Regions from separate parts of the Homo sapiens genome. Here regions 1 and 3 are each linked to region 2. A link is a loop called in an ENCODE intact Hi-C map of the cell type or tissue named here. Cell type or tissue: mammary epithelial cell. All regions are shown on one strand.

Region 1 (5,000 bases), 120 kb after region 2:
GTGTGTTTCACAAACCAAAAGCAGTCAACTGAGTCTCTGAGGACTGACAGGGCGAGGCCTGTGCTTGTCGTGGATAACAGGGCACAGCAGGCAGCCCCCTTCTCAGGCTCGGAGCAGCAAGCAGGGATCAGGGTGGCCACCCTCGCTGAACTCTGTCTCACCCTCTTATTCTAGTAACATTTGGTAGTCATGGAGAAACATGCCAGAAACTGAGGAGGAGGGACTCTGAGTGTATTTAACTGCCAACACAAAAGCTCAAAACTCCCAGCAGTGGAAGGCAGTGGAGAGGTGGCTGTGGGTGAAGGAACCAGCTCTCTGACCACCCCCAGCCATGTGCTGGAATTTGGAGCAATTAGTGTTATCCCATGAGGGCATAGTGTCTCGCCCTCCCAAGTTGCCCAGAACCCTATAAACACAAGTAAGAAACCAAACTCAAACCCCCATCTTCCCCAGGGGAACCTGTGATTCATAGGATTCAGGCTGTTGACAAAGGTACACACAGACATTTTTTATAAAACAAAAGGGAACCAAAGGAAACTCAGCTTTTAAGCCAGTTTTACTGATCACTAACAGAATTAAAATAGAATGTGTTCATCTTCCAAATTTATTTTCTTATTTTTATTTTTTAAATATGTTGTTGTCGTTGTTTAAAATAGAGACAGGGTCTCACTGTGTTGCCCAGGCCAGTCATGAACTCCTGGTCCCACGCCGTCCTCCCGCCTCGGTCTTCCAAAACGCTGAAATTACAGGTGTGAGCCACCACACCCAGCCCATCTCCCAAATTTATTTAAAAGTAGAAGAAAACAGAGTAATTCCTGTAATAAAAGAAATAACACCAAAAAGCATAAAATAGGTCAACAAAAGAAAATAGATCATCATTAGAAATAACAACAGTCTGGGTTCATAAATTCAGGAAGAGAGTCACATGGGACTCAAGAACAGAAATCAACAATGCATTATTTATTAGAAAACCACATAAAGGAAAAAGAAGCAAAACTCGGACATTTGTGAAATGTGTGTGACTGCAGAGTAATTGAGGAAGGCATGAGTAATAGGAATGTTTAAAATGAAGGAATGCAAAGCAGAGAGCTTTGAGTGAAAGATTGATTTTATGATGCATGTGAAAACACATTAAAGCAATGTGCATTGAACAGCAGTAGAAAGCAAAAATCCACAAGCCAAAAAGTAAAGGTGACTGACTTCCCCGCCAAAACAATCAACAGGGAATTAATTAATTAATATATTTATTTATTTAGAGACAGGGCGTCTGTCACCCAGGTTGGAGTGCAGTGGTGCCATCTTGGCTCACTTCAGCCTCTACCTCTCAAGCTCAAGTGATCCTCCCACCTCAGCCTCCTGAGTAGCTGGGACTACAGGCATGCACCACCACTCCTGGCTAATTTGTTTTTTATTATTCTTTTGTAGAGATGCAGTTTTGCCATGTTGCCCAGGCTGGTCTCAAACTCCTGGGCTGAAGCAAGCCACCTGCCTCAGCCCCCCAAAGTGCTAGGATTACAGGCATGAGCCACTGCACCCAGCCATTTAAAATTTTTAATTAATCATCTTGACACAATATAAAACAAAAATTATGTACTTATGCAAATGAAGTCTGGATAAAAGGGTAGTAACTATAATTACTTGAATAGAACTAATAGATATATTACTGAGTATTCTACAAAGGGAAATAGCCCTTTTTTTCAGTGGCCTACAGGAGGCTGTTCACACTTTTGGTTAAAAAGAAGAAAATGTAGGCTGGGTGCAGTGGCTCACACCTATAATCCCAGCACTTAAGGAGGCTGAGGCGAGTGGATCACCTGAGGTCAGGAGTTCAAGACCAGCCTGGCCAACATGGTGAAACCCTGTCTCTATTAAAAATACAAAAATCAGCCAGGCGGGGTGGCAGGCACCTGTAATCCTAGCTACTTGGGAGGCTGAGGCAGGGGAATCACTTGAACCCAGGAGGCGGAGGTTGCGGTGAGACAAGATCAGCCTAGGTGACAGAGCAAGACTCCATCTCACAAAAAATAAAAATAAAAAAAAAAGGAAATGTAGAGGTTATCTTCTCTGGCCTTGCCTTTCAAAAAAGTTCACATTTTGAGCAGTAAAACTCATTCATATTTTCACACACTCCAAAATCGAAACAAGGAAGAACTTAAGAGCCAGTCACAGTGCATACCGGTTTTTTGGTATTAGAGAGGACAGGAAAGGCAGTGAGAAGTCGTTTGTTTGTTGATTTAGCGAGTGTGTCTTGGGTATTTCCCCTGGATCAGGAACCTGATGAGGGAAGGAGAGGGGAGTTTCTGGCCCCAAGGAGTTTACAGTCTAATTTTAGTGTATTTTAGGAGGTACATCATGTGTCCCAGAAACAGCTGAAGACCAAGACAGGGTAAGATGTTATTATACAGAATATATGTTCTGCAGCAACTGGAGGTGAGGGGACTCCAGGAGATCCCTGGAGTGAGATGTGTGGGATTAATAAAGGGGTGATTAGGATTAAGTGTGTGGGGGGAGCATATTCCAGGAAAATCTCAGCCCAAATGCAGACAAAGCTCATGGGGTATCACGTAGCATAAAGAGACAGGCCTACCTGGGTGGACAGCGCAGTGCAGATCCTGGGCAATGCCTCTAGGTGACCACCGTCCTTCAGCCCTGCGAGAACTGGTTCCAGTTTATCAGATAGTCCACAAGGAGGCGCTGTGGGCTCTCACTGAGGAAAAGCCAAAGGCTGGTGTTTTCGGTGTTCATGAAACCTCCTTCACGCAGGTGGCTCCAATTTGAGGTGTGTTTTACATATGGGAATCCCACAGGTGATTTCCCTTGAAAAGTGTTCAACTTTTTAAAAAGTTTTCAAAGACATTAGAGATAAATACCCACCCTGTCCCCTACCTGTGTTTCTCAGAGGGTGACCCTCCGACCACTTGTATGGAGATCACCTGGGGAGTTTATTAAATCAAGGCCCCGCCCACAGCTACTGGATTGGCAGCACCAGGATGGGACCTAGATACTGATACTTTTAACAAGATCAGCACCTGTTTTGATGCACACGCTGTTCCAGAGGAGAGGAGGTGAAGACCCAACCGGAACCACTGCTGTGCATCCGAGGCTTTGTCTTTGGAGGGTATGGTGGGATGATAGCATAAGAAAAGGAGAACGTATACATTTTAGGGTTGCGTTTTAGCATGTACACGTTTCCTTCATTTTTGTCTATACAGTTCCTCAAGTAGGATATTTAAGTAGGAAACCCTTCTTTTTAATAAAATCATTTGCAGAATTCCAAAATACAGAACAGATGAAAGCAGGTCTGCTCTGTGACCTGTGATGGAACCAGTAGGGTCCTCAAAGCCCAGCCTCTTCAGTCTTCCTTCACTGGCCCCCAGGGAGCCCTAGGCTAAACAGACCATCATGTGAAAACCACTGTTACAGGTGCGAGAATGGTGTTTTACAGAGCAGCCAGAGGAGAGGCATAGAAAAGGAAACCAGATAAAATGAGAAACTAGTAGGAAAGGAAAGCTTTCATGAGCACTTACTATGTGCCACAGGCTTTAAAGGATATCACCTTAGGTAATTCTCACAAGAGCCCTATATAGATGCTGTCATTATCCCAGTTGTAGGCATGAGGGAACACAGTCTTGGACAGGTTAAGTGACCTCTTCCAGGTCTCACAGTAAATGTCAAAGGCTGATTGGAACCCAGGCTGGCCAACTCAAGGGGTGGTTCTTAGCCACTCTGAAATAACCTTTGAAAACTACAAAATGCTGTTGATGTATGAGAGTTGTTATTAGAATAATAGAACATCTGAGCTAGAAAATATCTGAGAGGCTGTCTCCCTACACGGAGCCAGACAGATTTTAAATCCTGGCTCTACCCTCACTTCCTGTGTGGCCTTAGGCACGTCCCCTAACCTCTGTGGCCTCTGTTTGCCCATATATAAATTGGGTATCTTGTGAGTTCATTTAAGAGTTAGATGAGATAAATACTTAATGTGTTGTCTGGTATGTGGTCAAAGTGCCATAAAAAGTAATAGCTGTTATTATTTATAAATAAAGGGAGGCTCCAAGAGTCTGTAGAACATGCCCAATGTCTGCCTAAGAGGTGGTCACAGGCCGGACATGAGGGCTCATGCCTCTAATCCCAGTACTTTGGGAGGCCAAAACAGGGGGATCACTTGAGGCCAGGAGTTTGAGACCAACCTGGGCAACATAACAAGACCTCATCTCTACTAAACATAAAAAAATTAGCCAGCCATGGTGGCACACACCTGTGGTCCCAGCTACTCGGGAGATTGAGGTGAGAGGATCACTTGAGCCTGGGAAGTTGAGGCTGCAGTGAGCCGTGTTGGCTCCAATGCATTCCAGCCAGGATAACAGCTAAAAAAAAAAAAAAAAAAAGGTAACTGTGTTGTGCTGGGTTTGGAGCTCTGGGTCGTCTAGTCCTGGTGTTCCAGTTCTCTACCTTCTCCAGTGTGGTTGGCAGGTGGGCGTCCTGGCTGATGGGGGTGTACACTGGACAGGAGTAGGAAGAGGAAGGGGCTATTCCCCAGCAGGGCCCACTGCAGGTGTCCACACCACCCACTCCATGGCACGAAAGACCTGCCCTGGGGTAGCCTTAATTCCCTTCTGCGAGAGCTGGTTTCTATCAGTGCTTGCTTTGGAGCATTTTTTTTTTTTTCATAAAGGGAATTCCCTTTATGAAAAAAAAGTCCCTCCTGTGGCTTTCAGTAAACAATCACAAGTGTGTTCCAGAAAGCATTTGGTCCCAGCTGTCATAAAATCACACTTAATAATTAGCATTTCTAGAGCACTTTGGAACCTAGCAAGTGTGGTGCACATATGTTGTCTCTGTTAACTCTCACAACAGTACTGTGAAATCGATATGGCCAGCATGATGAGGATCACCCTTTTACAGATGGAGAAAACGAAAATCAGAGAGGCTGAGGGACTTGCCCAGTGGCACACAACTAGTCAGAGATAGAGCCACAATTAGAATATATGTTAAATATC
Region 2 (5,000 bases):
AGAACTGAAAACCCACAGATCATGTTCTTCATCACTATTGTACCCCAAGCAGGTGAAGTGGGACATATTAATTATATTATAATTAAAGTTGAATGGTCTTCATGAAGATACCATGTCATAATTTGCTCAACCATTCCCTTTTGATTTAGTATTTTCCACTTTTAACTTTAATAAACATCTCATGCATGTGGCTTTTCACTTGTGTTGAATTATCTCCTTAGGATGGTTTCCTATGAGTGGCATTCCTTGGTCTGAGGAGATAAATCACTTTATAGTTGTTATTACATGTTGTAGTGTTTTCCAAACAGGCTGCAGTTTACAATGCCACTAGCAGGTACGCGTATATTACTTTCACCACCACCTTGAGCAGTGTGGGTGGAATTCTTTGTATAAATAAATATACATTTATAAAAATATTTGTTTAGTGTAATAGCTGCAAGGTTGGATGCTACAATGTGCAGCATCAGGCGTGCTAGTCAGCTTTTGCCGTGCTTCCAGGAGGTCCTCTTTATTCGAGGCCTCTTTATTCACTGAGTCAGCTCACCTGAATCTTGGCCATCATCCTCCATCAGGCCAGGCCCTGGACTTCGAAACTGTCTGAACTTTGAGAGGTGAGGGGCCCACACTTTTGGCCTTTGGTCTATAGCCTGCACTTAATGCCACAAGACATTGGCTAGGATTTCTTTTCCACTTGACCAGATGGCTTTCCTGCAAGGAACTGTAATGATTTAGAAGCCTAGATAGCTGCCCTCCTGGTCTAGGGTAAGTCCTGAGAGTTTAACATATTCCCAGGTGCGGTTAATGCTGATGGTCTGCCGTCCACACTTTGAGTCACAAGAACCTAAGACACCTTTATTCCTTAGACAAATCAGACAGCAAATAAAGCCCAGAAAGTCCCCATTATAACTCGCTAATTCCAGCTCTGCCACTGACAGGCTCTAGCCTCTCTAAGCCTCGGTTTCCTCTCTAAGGAGAGGTACCCTCTCTAAGCCTCAGTTTCCTCATCTGTAAAATGAAGGGATAAGACTAGATGCTCCCTGAGTCCCTTCTATGATTTTCATTTCCATCTTGGAATTTGTTAGCCCATTCATATTAGTTCTAACATAATAGTCATTCTACAAATAAAAGGATGAACACAAGCACCCTTGAAAGCACTGGGAGTACCAGGATGAGCAAGCTAGACCTCGTCTTTGCTTTTGTGGAAATTCAAGTCTAGTGGGAAAGACAACTAAATCAGAGTTGGAATATAGTTTGATAAGTATTTTGGTAGAAAAACCTCAGGATGTGAGGAAGCAAATAGAAAACAGATCTCACTCAGACAAGTGGGAATCAGAGAAGGCTTCCCAAAGGGATCATTCCTAAGCTGACACCCCAAGGATGAGAGGTGTGATGCAGGTGAAGTTGGGCAAAGGAAGTGGGACATGTTGCAGGCAGAGGGAACCTTACTGAAACTGGGATGCAATAGTTCCAAACTCAAGGCCAGGCGTGGTGGCTCATGCCTGTAATCCTAGCACTTTGGGAGGCTGAGGCGGGCGGATCACCTAAGTTCGGGAGTTCGAAACCAGCCTGGGCAACATGGTGATACCTCATCTCTACAAAAAATACAAAACCTTAGCTGGGTGTGGGGGTGCGCACCTGTGGTCCCAGTTACTTGGGAGGCTGAGGTGGGAGGATTGCTTGAGCCTGGGAGGTGGAGGTTGCAGTGAGCCATGATTCCACCACTGCACTCCAGCCTGGGCGACAGAGGGAAACCCTGCCTTAAAAAAAGTTTTGAATTCAGAACATCCCCCTCTGGCTGCAACTCTTTACCCCAACCTTTCTCCAGATTGCCATCTCTTTTTTTGTTGATTCATTGTTCTCTACATTCCATACACTTGAGTGGAGGGTATACATGTCACACACTCTCCTACAGGGCAGAGAGAGACTATCAAGGTGAGTAATGCCAGGCCTCGTGCTTAAAAAGACATGTCAGCCGGCAATTCCCATACAATGTGATAACTCTAATAACAGGTGGTACTGGGTGTGGGTGTAGAGGGCGTGTGTGCAAGTGCACTCAGGAAAAAGCACTTAAGAAAATAATTGAAATTGTGTGGGCAGGATCAACAGGACTTTCGAGTCTTTGCTAGGATGGAAGAGGACTGGCTTTTGCTTAGTGACATTGTGGCCTTCTGTGGACGCACTTTGTGGCTCACCATCCCCTTACCTTAACGTACGTGAATTTAACAAACCAGGCCACGGACAGTGCTATAACTGAACAGTAGAGGGCGCAAAGAGACTGTGTGCTTGACACAAACTGTCCCACATACTTGCCAATCCAAAAGGAAACACTGTCAAGAAGGCTCTGAAAGAAAGATGAGGGAACAGTTGAAGCCCAGAGAAGGAAAGGATCACACAGCTGATCCCCAGCACAGCAAGCATGTTCCGCTAGGCGCCTGCAGTTTACTCTGTCATGCTGTCAATTTTCCAAACTCTCAATTCATATACTTCGGGATGCTCCTAGAAGCACTATTCTTTTTTCCTTTCCATTTCTTTCTTTCTTTATTTTTATTTGGGGAGGTAGGGGAGCCATGATGTAGAGGCACATTTCTGTTTATAAATCTCTTACAAATACAGTACAGTACAACACTGAGCTGTGTGCTGTCTTTCTTCCTAATCTGAAATTGGAGTCAAGTTCCCTGGGGAAAATGCAATGGCGCAGAGCATGGGCTCTAGATAAATCTAGGTAAGTTTTGCCTCTTCTTGGTATGATCTTGGAGGCATTTCTTTTTTTTTTTTTTTGAGACAGACTCTCGCTGTATCACCCAGGCTGGAGTGCAGTGGCGCCATCTCGGCTCACTGCAAGCTCCACCTCCTGGGTTCATGCCTTTCTCCTGCCTCAGCCTCCTGAGTAGCTGCGACTACAGGCACCCACCACCACGCCTGGCTAATTTTTTGTATTTTTAGTAGAGACAGGGTTTCACTGTGTTAGCCAGGATGGTCTCGATCTCCTGACCTCATGAACCTTACCAACTCGGCCTCCCAAAGTGCTGGGATTACAGGCGTGAGCCAGCGTGCCCTTGGATGCATTTCTTAATCATCTCAAGGCTCTGGATCTTAATCTGTCAAACTGGGCATTGTTCACACATATACCTCACAAGGCTGTCAGGGTTAAGTGCGTTGATGCAAATGTGCTCTTAACAGTTCCTGGCAAGGAGCACTTGCTCCATCAAAGTGTCCTCTTATTCTCAATCTCCTGGCTGAACAGCACTGGTCAGCCTCCCTGCACGGGTCAGCCTCCCTGCACCATGAGGAGTCCAGCCCTTGCAGTCAGCAAGTTTGTTTGGCTTCAAGTCCCAACGCTACCATGTCATTTACAGGCTATGTGACCTTGAGGAAGTTCCTTCTCTGCCCTGGGCCACAGTTTCCTCATTCTTCAAACAAGGCTGATAAGGTCACTGGTATTACTACTGATGCTCCTCGACCTATGATGCAGTTACATCCCAGCGAACCCATCATAAGTTGAAAACGTACTAAGTCAAAAATACATTTAATACACCTAACCTACTGAACATCATAGCTTAGCCCTGTCTCCCTTAAACATGCTTGAAACACTTACATTAGCCTACGGTTGGGCAAAATCATCTAACACAAAGCTTGTTTTATAATGAAGTATTGGTATCTCTTATTGATGTTCAGCTGAATGTGTATTGCTTTCACACCACTGTAAAGTCGAAAGTTGTAACGTGAACCCTCTGCACTACTTCTTCTGTTGCAGGAAGAATTCCTTTTGACTCAGTTCATAACACATTTTCTGATGCCCTGATATGCCTTAGGCCCAGTGCTGGGTTCTGGAGAGAAAGAGACAGATGTTTGAGGAATCTAGAGGTCAAGTGGACTAGGCAGGCTGGTGGTCATGTTACCGGAGACTATGATGAATACAAGAGAAGGAGAAGTTAGGGGGCTCCAGGAAGTCTTCCTGGAGGAAGTAAAATGTTCAGTTGGCTTTTGAAGGATGAATAGGAGTTTGCCAGACTCCTTTAAAGTATGCTTTTTCTTATTCTCAGTCTTCTGGATGAACAGCACTGGTCAGCCTCCCTGCACTGACCTTATCAGCCCTGTTTGAGGAATGAGGAAACTGTGGCCCAGGGCAGAGAAGGAACTTGCTCAAGATCATGTCCTTCTTTAAAGTCAATGGAGATGGTTTGTGGAATTATGAGCCCTGAATGGGAGGTTTGTGACACATACCAGCCAGAGCTTTACTTCAGTTGTAACCTCAGGGCCCTCAAGCCCATTACTCCAACAAGTGTTCCTCTTTTCTCCCAAACACCCCTCTGGATGGAGGCAGGGGAGTCTTGGCAGGCTGGTGAATTAAACCTGCTTTAGAAGGAAGGAAGCCTTAATTACGGTGATTGGGAGATGGCAGGAGGCACCCAGACCACACAGATCACCTAGAGGCTGGGTCACCCTGATCAGCACCTGTCCAATGGGAGCATCCTATGGCCAAAGGTTCTCTGCATCTCTCTGCCTCCAATTGGACTAGGCATGACAATCTCAGCCTCTACTCCACCTCCAGTGCAGCCACACCAGGGGCCCTCTAGCATCCCATGAAGCTGTGAACTCTGCAGGAGGTGGGTGCCATGTCTGAGTTCTTTTCTGTAACCTCAGCTCCTGGCATAGAGCCTGGCTGAGAGGACCTCACTCAGTAAATGTTTGCTGAATTGAATTGAACTGAGCCCAGAATTCTTGACTCTTTCCAGTCAATGTTTTTGTTTTCCTGTCTTGGCAGGAGCAGAGGGAACAAAGAGGTAACTGGAGAGTATGTAATGAAGGGATTACTTAGAGAGACCTGAGCAGGGTTAAAGGAAACCATAGTGAAGCACCCAGAGACCAGCCACTGCAGGAAGCCGTAACCACCCCTAGGCCTGCAGGGGAAAAGAAAGGGAGCTGGTGAAGGATTTGGCAAGAGCTGCAGCCAGGAGAGAGGACCTGCTTGACAGGCATCATGGATGCAGTCATTGCCA
Region 3 (5,000 bases), 300 kb before region 2:
TAACATCACCAGCCCCTGTGGCAAGTCACTGTGAGTGACTGGAGCTGGTGGCATCTTGAATAAGAAATGTTTGGGTCATCTCCTTTTAAGGTTCCAAGAAACTCTGAGATCTGTTGGCCCTGAACAATTTTATCTCCTTTGCCCAAGGGCCTTAAGCTAACAGTTGGCAGGAATGGGGCTGAGACTGAACCCTAGAACATTGCAATAAACTAACACAATGGACTGAGGTGACGGCATCTCACCACTGGAGCATCCCAGACAGACATACATGAGGGGACACACTGGGTGGATTTCCTCTCCAATTCTCTTTTGAGAATGTCTTCAGAGTAAATGTGCAACGAGACTGAGGATTCAGGTTACCACTGAAACTTCAATCACATTGGCATGTTTGCCTCCAGATGGCATAAATTAACTTTCAAAAATTAGATTTCAAAGAGTTCTAAGTCTGACTAACTTAATTTTTTAATTATATAAGTAATATATGAATCCAATTTTGATATTCAAATTCTAATAATACAGAAAAGACCATTGTTCCTTTTCCTCACCTCCTTTACATAAGGTATGTGTAAGTCTATTTTCTTCATGTCAGTACATACTGATCTATTTTACTACTTGTAACTGCTGCATCATATTCCATACTCCGAACATATCATATTTAACCATTTTCCTGTTTTCCTATTGAATTGTTCCCAATTTTTCATGATTATAAACACCTTCTGGTCCTTGTTTCTTTGTGCTCATGCTCTCACTTCAATTTTAACATTTTAAAAAGCTTATTTTATGATGAGTGGTGATCTCACAATGCCAAACAGATCATGACAGTTTATTTCAACTCAGGGTGGCTGATCTTTGTATATGCAGTGCTATGGAGAAAGGAAAAAGAGCTTAATACATATAATACACACACACACACACACACACACACACATACACACACACACATAATTAGGCCTTTATTTACGTGTGTGTGTGTTCAAACCCTTGGCAGAGCTCAATGATGTATGCAGAAGGAGCAGCCACTGAAATGTGTGTTGTCTTGCATCCTGTGCTTCTGGGGGGCCACTCTGTCCATGATAAGGTAAAAGAAAATGATAAGGTAAAAGACATAAATGGACATATAAGATCATATTGGCCACGTCAAAATCTCATTCCCTAACCTGAGAACCTAGAAAAGAGTTATTGCTCTTCCCAGGTCTCCCTGCCACATAAGCAGCTAATGAGGCATTATAGAAACTTGGCAAGTCCTTCCGGAATCAATTTGGGTCTTTCAACTTTGTTGCTCGCCCCCTATCTTCATTTCTCATCTGGATTACACGAATGTAAAAGCCTTTGTGAAATTTCCTTTAAGATGAATTTTTAAATGTATTCTATGTCTTGAATAAATTTAGTTATGATTGAATAACTCAGAATTAAACTATGTTGGATAGAATATTACAACCCAATGTCAATTTGCCATCACCTATATTGCTCTAAAATAATTTTTCTTATAAGATGCTCTGCAGGAGTTTTCACCTGTGGGGGAAGGAGTCAAATATTTCAGCATTACTAATTCATCTGTTCGCCTCTCACTTCTAAAGCAAAATGTATTTTTTCTCAAATTGGGACTCTGCAAAGGATTTTTTTCCAATGGAAAGATGCCTTCGTGTCATTCTTAGTTTCTCCTTTTGACTGGTTACAAAAATGAACTTGTAACCTACATGGTCATTTCTATGGCAACTGGATGTTCCAAGTGAAATACTGAATTTGGAGTTCTCTGAAGAACTAGAAAGAAGAGAGTCTGTGCCACAGACAACATAAAAGCTCAAGTTTTAATGATATTACCAGGCCTGTCAATGTAGGTGTTCACTGGTACCTAAGTCTTATTTCGAAAGTACAGTGAAATAAAGTGTCAAAACCATGCCAGGCACGCCCGTAGTCCCAACTACTCAAGAGAAACCCTTAATCCCAGGAGTTTGAGTTCAGCCTGGGCAACACAGTGAGACTCCATCTCTAAAAATAAAAAGTATACATGGCTTAGCATTTTTGAGGTTTTTCCTTAAAAAGCAAATTTAGCAGGTAGTATGTTTAATGAAAAGTTTTTATGTTTTTTACCTTCTTATCAATACAGATACAGAAGCATCATAAAACCAATGTTTAGCTAAATGAATTTTTATAAGGCAAACACCTTTGTAATCACCACCCAGTTAAAAATAAATAGAAATTGCTAGCCACTTCCAGAAGCCTCTCCATGTGCCCCACGCCAATTTTAATCCCTCTTCTTCCACTCAAAAATAACCACAGCTTCAGTTTCCATGTTATTGATACCCATAGCTCCTATGTTTATAAGATGCTATGATTCAGTCATTTTTTTCACCATTAAAAGATTATTTGTATTCAAGGGCTGACTTGTCAAAAAAAAAGAGATTGTGTAGCAAGTACATTTTTCGAAAGGCTTATTTATACCTTTTCTGTTTCGCTGCTACCCAGATATAATAAATACATTCATTAGCGTACACTATTTTTAAATACCTTGCCTCATTCCAAAAATATGTGCGGGGTTGAACACATGCTAAGAAATTCCCTCCACTAGGAGGCGCTACATCCCTTATGTCCTCAGACAGCTGGGAAGACTGCGCTTAATGTAACTCAGTTATCAGCGCATTTCTATGAATGAAGTCACAGAGGAACATGTGGGAGATCCACTTAACGACTTCTTTACCTTGCTGCATATCACAAAAAGGCTCACTGGTTGCCAGAAGTCCTGGTGAGTGGCAGGTTCCAAGAGTGAACTGATATTTCAACAACTACTTTTCCACTAACAACCTAAATCCATGAAATTGAGGGAGGGGGCCAGGAACATTTGGAACAAAGGGGCCCTGTTTCCAAGCGTAAATAAAATACAGCTGGTTTACAGCTGTGCTACCTTCCTCGCTGCAAGTCAAGTCATAAAACAGAATGAAACTTTCAGTAGTCACCGCTGTGAGGTTAGGGAATTCTGAGCATCCCTCTGGGCTCTAAGGTGACCAACTATTTGCTTTCTGAATTTCGTTTTTCAACCCATAGACACTGTATGGCTCATCAGAGAGGCAGATTTCCACTGCAAATTTACACAAGCCTAGACTGTCTATTTTTACACAATTGTTTGTTGTTTGCTTTTGTTTTTCAGATCAAAAAAATCTGAGGAATAGAGCTATGAAGACATCTGAACTCTAATTATAGGGGTTTGAATTTTTTAGATTAGACGTGCTACCCTTGTGACTCACAGTGATGTGCATTTCCCTGGTCTGATCATTAGCATACCAGGCAGGCTCAGATGCCCAGCATGTATCACAGATAGTAGGACATCATGCATATGCATGGGAAACTCCTAGCTCAAAATTGGCCTCTGATCAGACCAAAAGGCCAGTAACTGTGTCCAAGTAGCAACTCAACATCCACAAAGTGCCAACTGGAATGTTTTCCCATTTTAAGTGGGCACGGCAATCTAGACATTAACCAATAGACTTATAAGAATAGCTTGTATTGATTAAAGAAGCTTTATAATACATATTTTATTCCTATCATTTTATGTGCCTAAGATTTATTCCTTAAAATACTGATTCACTGATTTAGAAAACTCGGTAGGGGTAAATAAATCTGGTTGAATAAAGTTGAAAATAGACTACATCCTATAGTTTTTAAAAAAATATTAGAAGAGTATTTGTACCGCCTCCAGACAAACTGGTAGTTGTCCGTTGCATTTCAGACTCAATGAATATGGGCTCTTAAGCCAGATGGCATTAGGATCAGGAAGTGGGTTTGGCACTTTTCTTTCTCCTTCATGTCATTTCCAGACCATGACTCCTCTGCCCTCATGGAAAAAGTCTCATCTGTTCCCTTGTTCCCTCTCTCCTTAACTCTGTCCCCAGCTGATCTTCTGGTCACTTCCGTACATCCACTGATGACTTCATTCCTTGGCTCACAGGAGCTATATGAAATCCCACCATCATCCGGGGTGACTTCAGTGTTTGTGTTCATGACTCATTCAACCCTATTCCCACAGTTTCCTGAAAACCTCAACTCTGATGACCTTGATCTTCACTCTCCTCAACGATCTGCACTCAGGGCTGAAATCTGGCCTCATCACTAAATGTGGAACTGTTTAGGTGCAGCGGCCCAGACTCCAACCACAGCCTCGCCTCTTTCCCTGTCTCTCACTGGCTTGTCCTCACACCTCTGCTCTTGGGTCTTTTCAAATCTTCTAATCTCCAGCTTCCTCTATCTTATCCCAGTCCATCATAGCCCTCCTGTCTTCATTTTTATGTCTTTTCGCCTAAGATCATGTGAACAATCCATTCCAATCACTGCACTGTCTTCCTATATCCTCAACAATCTTGCCTCCTCGTCCTTTGGCTACATCCAGGTATCTGGCAAAAATCCCAAATGAGAGCTAAGCACAGTCTCATTTCCCAAGATCAAACACCTACATAAGGTGCCCTGGAGTGTAGGAGAACGACACTACAAATCTGTGGTCTCCAACCTTATCTGAGCTCTCAACACTGTCCAGGGATCTTTGTACATGTTCCTTGTCAACTCTCTAGCTTCAGTTAAAGATACTTTCTCCCCAGGACAAGCCCATACTTAGCATAAATAGAACATCAATATCTTTTTTGTTTGTACATAAAAAGGCTAATAACCAGTACCTTGAATTCCATCATGCCCTGACCTCTCAGGGACCCCATACCATCATTTATCCTCCACTCACCTGCATTTCACCTCTTTCACTATTTTCTCCTAACTCCTTCACCTAAGAATTTAGACTTCCTCTTCTTAAAACAATCCATGCAAATCCTATGCCCTCTCTAGCTAAGACTTACTTCTCTTCTTTCCTTCACAGCCACACCACTTAGGGAGACAAAGACTTCATTTAATCCCCAACTTCCTCTCAGCTGAACTCCACACTCCACAACCTCACTGAACCTGCTTTTCCATTCTTGTGAGGGCCACCAGTTACCTTCTAGTTGGTATGTTCAATGGACACT

What was found. Peaks named below come from ENCODE experiments on the same cell type or tissue, not always from the same donor. Only the 100,000 strongest peaks of a DNase experiment are listed, where the experiment ranks them.
Region 1: a loop joins it to region 2, with 5 times the contacts of the local background. A loop is called at or near these places in 3 of 110 quality-filtered maps.
Region 3: it touches region 2 in a loop (4-fold over the local background); 3 of 110 quality-filtered maps call a loop at or near these places.

Annotation. Positions count from the first base shown.
Region 1 is chr9:109,399,329-109,404,328 of GRCh38, reverse strand. The region is part of intron 19 of PTPN3 (protein tyrosine phosphatase non-receptor type 3); the gene reads left to right. Among named protein-coding and RNA genes, the nearest start is that of EPB41L4B, 81 kb to the right of the region's middle. In mammary epithelial cell, a CTCF peak has its summit at 2,685 (motif pointing right); a DNase peak (open chromatin) is centred at 2,698.
Region 2 is chr9:109,517,937-109,522,936 of GRCh38, reverse strand. It overlaps a transcript of PTPN3 not described here. Among named protein-coding and RNA genes, the nearest start is that of MIR3927, 8.9 kb to the right of the region's middle. In mammary epithelial cell, a CTCF peak has its summit at 2,259 (motif pointing right); DNase peaks (open chromatin) are centred at 1,946 and 2,246; H3K27ac peaks cover 315 bases.
Region 3 is chr9:109,815,634-109,820,633 of GRCh38, reverse strand. The region is part of intron 1 of PALM2AKAP2 (PALM2 and AKAP2 fusion); the gene reads right to left. Among named protein-coding and RNA genes, the nearest start is that of PALM2AKAP2, 38 kb to the right of the region's middle. RefSeq lists an enhancer at 3,237-4,436. In mammary epithelial cell, a CTCF peak has its summit at 2,569 (motif pointing right); DNase peaks (open chromatin) are centred at 2,593, 3,293 and 3,973; H3K27ac peaks cover 2,378 bases.